Linked DNA regions of Homo sapiens: region 1 is linked to region 2. Evidence: read pairs that join two places in POLR2A ChIA-PET (ENCODE). Cell type or tissue: OCI-LY7. All regions are shown on one strand.

Region 1 (2,500 bases), 400 kb before region 2:
CTCTCATGACAAATAATATGCAGATAACATGCTTAAAATACTCAGGATTATATAACCTGAATTCGAGTTGATGCTTTGCAAAAGGCCTCTTCTTTGACCTGGAAATCAGTGCCACGTGCCTCTGCACTGTCCACTCTCAAGGACTTGTAACCTGCTATTTCACTTCCTCATTTATTTGTAATTATGCCATCTGAAAACATAATTCTGAGACTTTCGGTTTTGATTATTTGAGAAACATCAGACTCCGTTTTCTAAATCATCCTGCAGTTTGGTACAACTTCCACTTTCTTATAACTCAGTATGAATCAAAACCATTGTTCACCTGCCCAAAACACAATCCCAGATCACTTGCACTGCTGCATTTTGGACACAATTTCCAAAGTATGGTCACCTAGACATATGCTATTCAGAAACAACAAAATGCTTATGACGAGTTCACTTTGGGTGGGAAATTTTTAGAGGGTGTCTAAAAACGTATCCTATTAGCATTTAGGTTTCAGGGTATTCACAAATTAAGCAGCATAGAAAAGACATAAGAATGAGCCTATCTTCAGGAGAATGGCGTGAACCCGGGAGGTGGAGTTTGCAGTGAGCCGAGATCGCGCCACTGCACTCCAGCCTGGGCAACAGAGCGAGACTCCATCTCAAAAAAAAAAAAAAAAGAATGAGCCTATCTTGCTTCTTTGCCTAACTCCACTGGTGAGGAAAGTTACTGAATTTTTACGTCGTAATTTTTAGCGTGGAAGCAAGTAGAAATAAATTGAACTTCTTTTTTTAAAATTTTTTTAAATTGAATTTATTTCTTACTTTAATCACTTCCTTAGTAAGGAAGTGATTAAAACTTTATGGCACATCCACATTGTGGACTGCTCAGTGAGTTACAGACTTCTGTTATTGGCATAATGAAGAGTAGATACCCTGAACACTCCTGATTAGAAACAAAGGAAAAAAAAATTTTTTTTTAACATTTTGTTGAACTAACACAAAAGGAAGGATTCCACAAAGGTCCAAAGTGAAGTGAAACTGGGAATTCAGGAATGTAAGACAGCAGTAAATTGGCTTTCATCCTGAGAGTTTATGCTGAATCCTGGAGACCTTAAGTATCCACACTGGCACAGAAATAGGATACAAAACAGGAGATAAAACCAAGGGGGCAGCCAGGCATAATGGCATGCACCTGTAGTCCTAGCTACTCAGAAAGCTGAGGTGTGAGGATTGCTTAAATCCAAGAGTTCAAGTCCAGCCCAGGCAACATAGCAATGCCCCATGTCTAAAAAATAAATAAATTTTTTTAAAAAAGAATGACTAATTAAATAAAAAACCAAACCGAAATTTAAAAAAAAATATTTTTTTTATTGACATGTAAAGATGTCAATATAGTAAGTTAGTAAGTAAGTAAAAACTCAAGTTTAAAAAATTAGCACGTCAGCCAGGCGTGGTGGTTCACACCTGCAATCCCTGCACTTTAGGAGGCCGAGGTGGGTGGGTCACTTGAGTTCAGGAGTTAGAGACCCGCCTGGCCAACATGGTGAAACCCCATCTCTACTAAAAATACAAAAAAATTAGCCGGTGTGGTGGCGGGTGCCTGTAATCCCAGCTACTCGAGAGGCTGAGACAGGAAAATCACTTGAACCCATGAGACGGAGGTTGCAGTGAGCCAAGATCGTACCATTGCACTCCAGCCTGGGTGACAGAGTGAGACTCTGTCTCAAAAAAAAAAAAAAAAAAGAAAAGAAAAAAGAAAAATCAGCATGTCATTCCATTTTCAAGATGAAAAAATATGTAAAATAAAAAAGGATTTACACAAAGATGAAATGGGACTGGAAAAGAAAGAGAGAGCTTTTTAAAATTCATTGCTCGAAAAATGTTTCCTCTTGAATCCTCAATTTTTTTTGCGGGGGGGGGGGGGGGGGGGGGGGCGGGGGAGACAGTCTTGCTCTGTTGCCCAGGCTGGAGTACAGTGATGCCACCTCAGCTCACTGCAAACTACGCCTCCAGGGTTCAAGCAATTCTCGTGCCTCAGCCTCTGGAGTAGCTAGGATTATGGGTGCCTGCCACCACACCCAGTTAATTTTTGTATTTTAGTAGTGATAGGAGTTTACCATGTTGTCCAGGCTAGTCTCGAACTCCTGACCTCAGGGGATCCAACCGCCTCAGCCTCCCAAAGAGCTGGGATTATATATAGGAGTGAGCCACCATGCCCGGCCAAAGTTTTCTAAGTATGTAAAAAATTACCAAGTACAAAAATAAGACCTAGTCAGGTTAAATACCTTGCCCAGCTTGTATGTATTAGATTAGAACACTCGGTCTTTTTCGTACCATATTATAGTGGCTCTAATGTAAGTTATTATAAATATGTGTGTATGTGAATATATGTATACAAATAATCCAATCAACCTTGGATTAACTAGTTGGTTAAATTTGTTTCTCACAGGAGATACAGGCAAACAATTCTGAAATTGCTTTATATGTGTATGGGGATAAATAAATAAGTAAATGG
Region 2 (2,500 bases):
CCAGCTACCTGGGACGCTGAGGCAGGAGAATTGCTTGAACCCAGGAGGTGGAGGCTGCAGTGAGCCAAGGTCATGCCACTGCACTCCAGCCTGGTGACAGAGTGAGACTCTGTCTCAAAAAAAAAAAAAAATCATTAAAATGGTAAATTTTATGTTACGTATATTTTCCTACAAAAAAAAATCCACTACTGTATTTTGTACTTTGAATGAATGGATCCTTTGCCTGTGCATGATTTCATAACAGGTCTTTCAAATGTTGATACATTTCATTATACAATATCAGGAAGCCTTATTTATTTACATCACTTCAGATCTCATCAAGAAAGTCTTTTTTTTTTTTTTTTGAGATGGAGTCTCGCTCTGTCACCCAGGCTGAAGTGCAGTGGTGTGATCTCGGCTCACTGCAACCTCCACCTCCCAGGTTCAAATAATTCTCCTGCCTCAGCCTCCTGAGTAACTGGGACTACATACAGGCGCGTGCCACCACGCCCGGCAAATTTTTTGTATTTTTAGTAGAGACGGGGTTCCACCATGTTAGCCAGGATGGTCTTGATCTCCTGACCTCATGATCCACTTGCCTCTGCTTCCCAAAGTGCTTGGATTACAGGCATGAGCCACCTTGCCTGGCCTGTTTTTATTTGTTTGTTTGTTTTTGAGATGGAGTCTCACTCTGTCACCCAGGCTGGAGTACAGTGGCGTGTTCTCGGCTCACTGCAACCTCCACCTCCCAGGTTCAAACGATTCTCCTGCCTCAGCCTCCCAAGGAGCTGGGATTACAGACGTGAGCTACCATACCTGGCTAAATTTTTATTTTTAGTAGAGACAGCGTTTCACCATGTTGGCTAGGCTGGTCTCAAACTCCCGACCTCAGGTGATCCGCCCACCTTGGTCTCTCAAAGTGCTGGGATTACAGGCGTAAGCCACCACACCCAGTAGAAAACTCTTTAATTATTGGGAAGCTGTCAAGCTTATGATGGAAGATGCAAGTTTTCTAAAATTCTTTTTTTTTTTTTTTTGAGATGTAGTTTCACTCGTTGCCTAGGCTGGAGTGCAATGACGCGATCTCGGCTCACCACAACCTCTGCTTCCCAGGTTCAAGCGATTCTTGTGCCTTAGCTTCCCTAGTAGCTGGCATTACAAGCATGCGCCACCACGCCCAGCTAATTTTTAGTAGAGATGGGGTTTCTCTATGTTGGTCAGGTTGGTCTCAAACTCCCGACCTCAGGTGATCCGCCCGCCTTGGTCTCCCAAAGTGCTGGGATTATAGGCTTGAGCCACCATGCCCTGACTAAGTTTTCTAAAATTCTAACTTTCACCTGAATACTTGAATTTTTTCACTGCCTACAAGTACTGTCAGATGTTTTCCTTGAGGTGACGAGGCTCACTTCGTTTATTGTTGTAAAAATGTCTGCCAAATATTTAAGTTTGAAAAACCATAATTTATCTTTCAGTTGTTAATTCAAATAAAACAAGATGTTCTATGAAAAAAGTAGCTAGATCAGCTTGCAACTTGAACAATGGCATAAGCATTTTCCCTACCTTGGCGTGCAGAAGTGCTTTATGTGTACTTCCCATTTTGTCATAGCAAATATTTAAAAATAGGGTCCTCAAGGGTCAAGATTCAATAAAATCAGTAAGTTTTTGGCCAGGCATGGTGGCTCAGCCTAGCACTTTGGGAGGCCAAGGTGGGCAGATTGCCTGAGCTCAAGAGTTCCAAACCAGCCTGGGCAACATGGTGAAACATGTTGTAGGTTTCTTGTATGTTTTTTGTATTTCTGTAAAAATACAAAAAATTAGCTGCATGTGGTGGTACCCGCCTGTAATCCCAGATACTCAGGAGGCTGAGGCACAATAATTGCTTGAACCCGGGAAGTGGAGGCTGCAGTGAGCCAAGATCGTGACACTGAACTCCAGCCTGGGCAACAGAGTGAGATTCTGTCTCCAAAGAAACCCCAAAACAAACAAAGTTTTACCATTTTATCAATGACATAGTTAAGTAAAACTGAATTTTTTAAATTAATTAATTAATTAATTTATTTATTTACTTACTGTGAGTGCATGGCAGTGAAGAACACACTGGCTATTAGTACAGTTTAGTGTCACTGTCTTAATGTATGCTAAGGCACCAGCAGTTCTACTCACCAGCGCTTTTGTGCCTTCAGTGCAAATGTTAACACAACGAAAAAGGCAGATAATGTCTTAGAATTATTATAGAAGGGCCAGGCGCAGTGGCTCACGCCTGTAATCCCAGCACTTTAGGAGGCCGAGGTGGGAGGATCACTTGAGGCCAGGAATTCAAGACCAGCGCAGCCAACACGGTGAAACCCCATCTGTACTAAAAATACAAAAAATTAGCTAGGTGCGGTGGCACATCCCTGTAGTCCCAGCTACTCGGAAGGCTGAGGCAGGACAATCGCTTGAACCCGGGAGGCGGAGGTTGCAGTGAGCTGAGATCACGCCACTGCACTCCAGCCTGGGCGACAGAGCAAGACTCCGTCTC

What was found. Peaks named below come from ENCODE experiments on the same cell type or tissue, not always from the same donor. Only the 100,000 strongest peaks of a DNase experiment are listed, where the experiment ranks them.
Region 1: POLR2A ChIA-PET joins it to region 2 with 6 read pairs; 2 of 35 experiments call an interaction of 5 or more read pairs at or near these places.

What each region holds. Positions count from the first base shown.
Region 1 is chr5:140,284,702-140,287,201 of GRCh38, forward strand. All of the region lies in intron 2 of PFDN1 (prefoldin subunit 1), which reads right to left. Among named protein-coding and RNA genes, the nearest start is that of PFDN1, 17 kb to the right of the region's middle. In OCI-LY7, no CTCF peak of the experiment used is centred here; DNase peaks (open chromatin) are centred at 210 and 1,161; H3K4me3 peaks cover 1,232 bases; H3K27ac peaks cover 1,653 bases.
Region 2 is chr5:140,685,604-140,688,103 of GRCh38, forward strand. All of the region lies in intron 2 of HARS1 (histidyl-tRNA synthetase 1), which reads right to left. Among named protein-coding and RNA genes, the nearest start is that of HARS1, 4.5 kb to the right of the region's middle. In OCI-LY7, no CTCF peak of the experiment used is centred here; no DNase peak of the experiment used is centred here.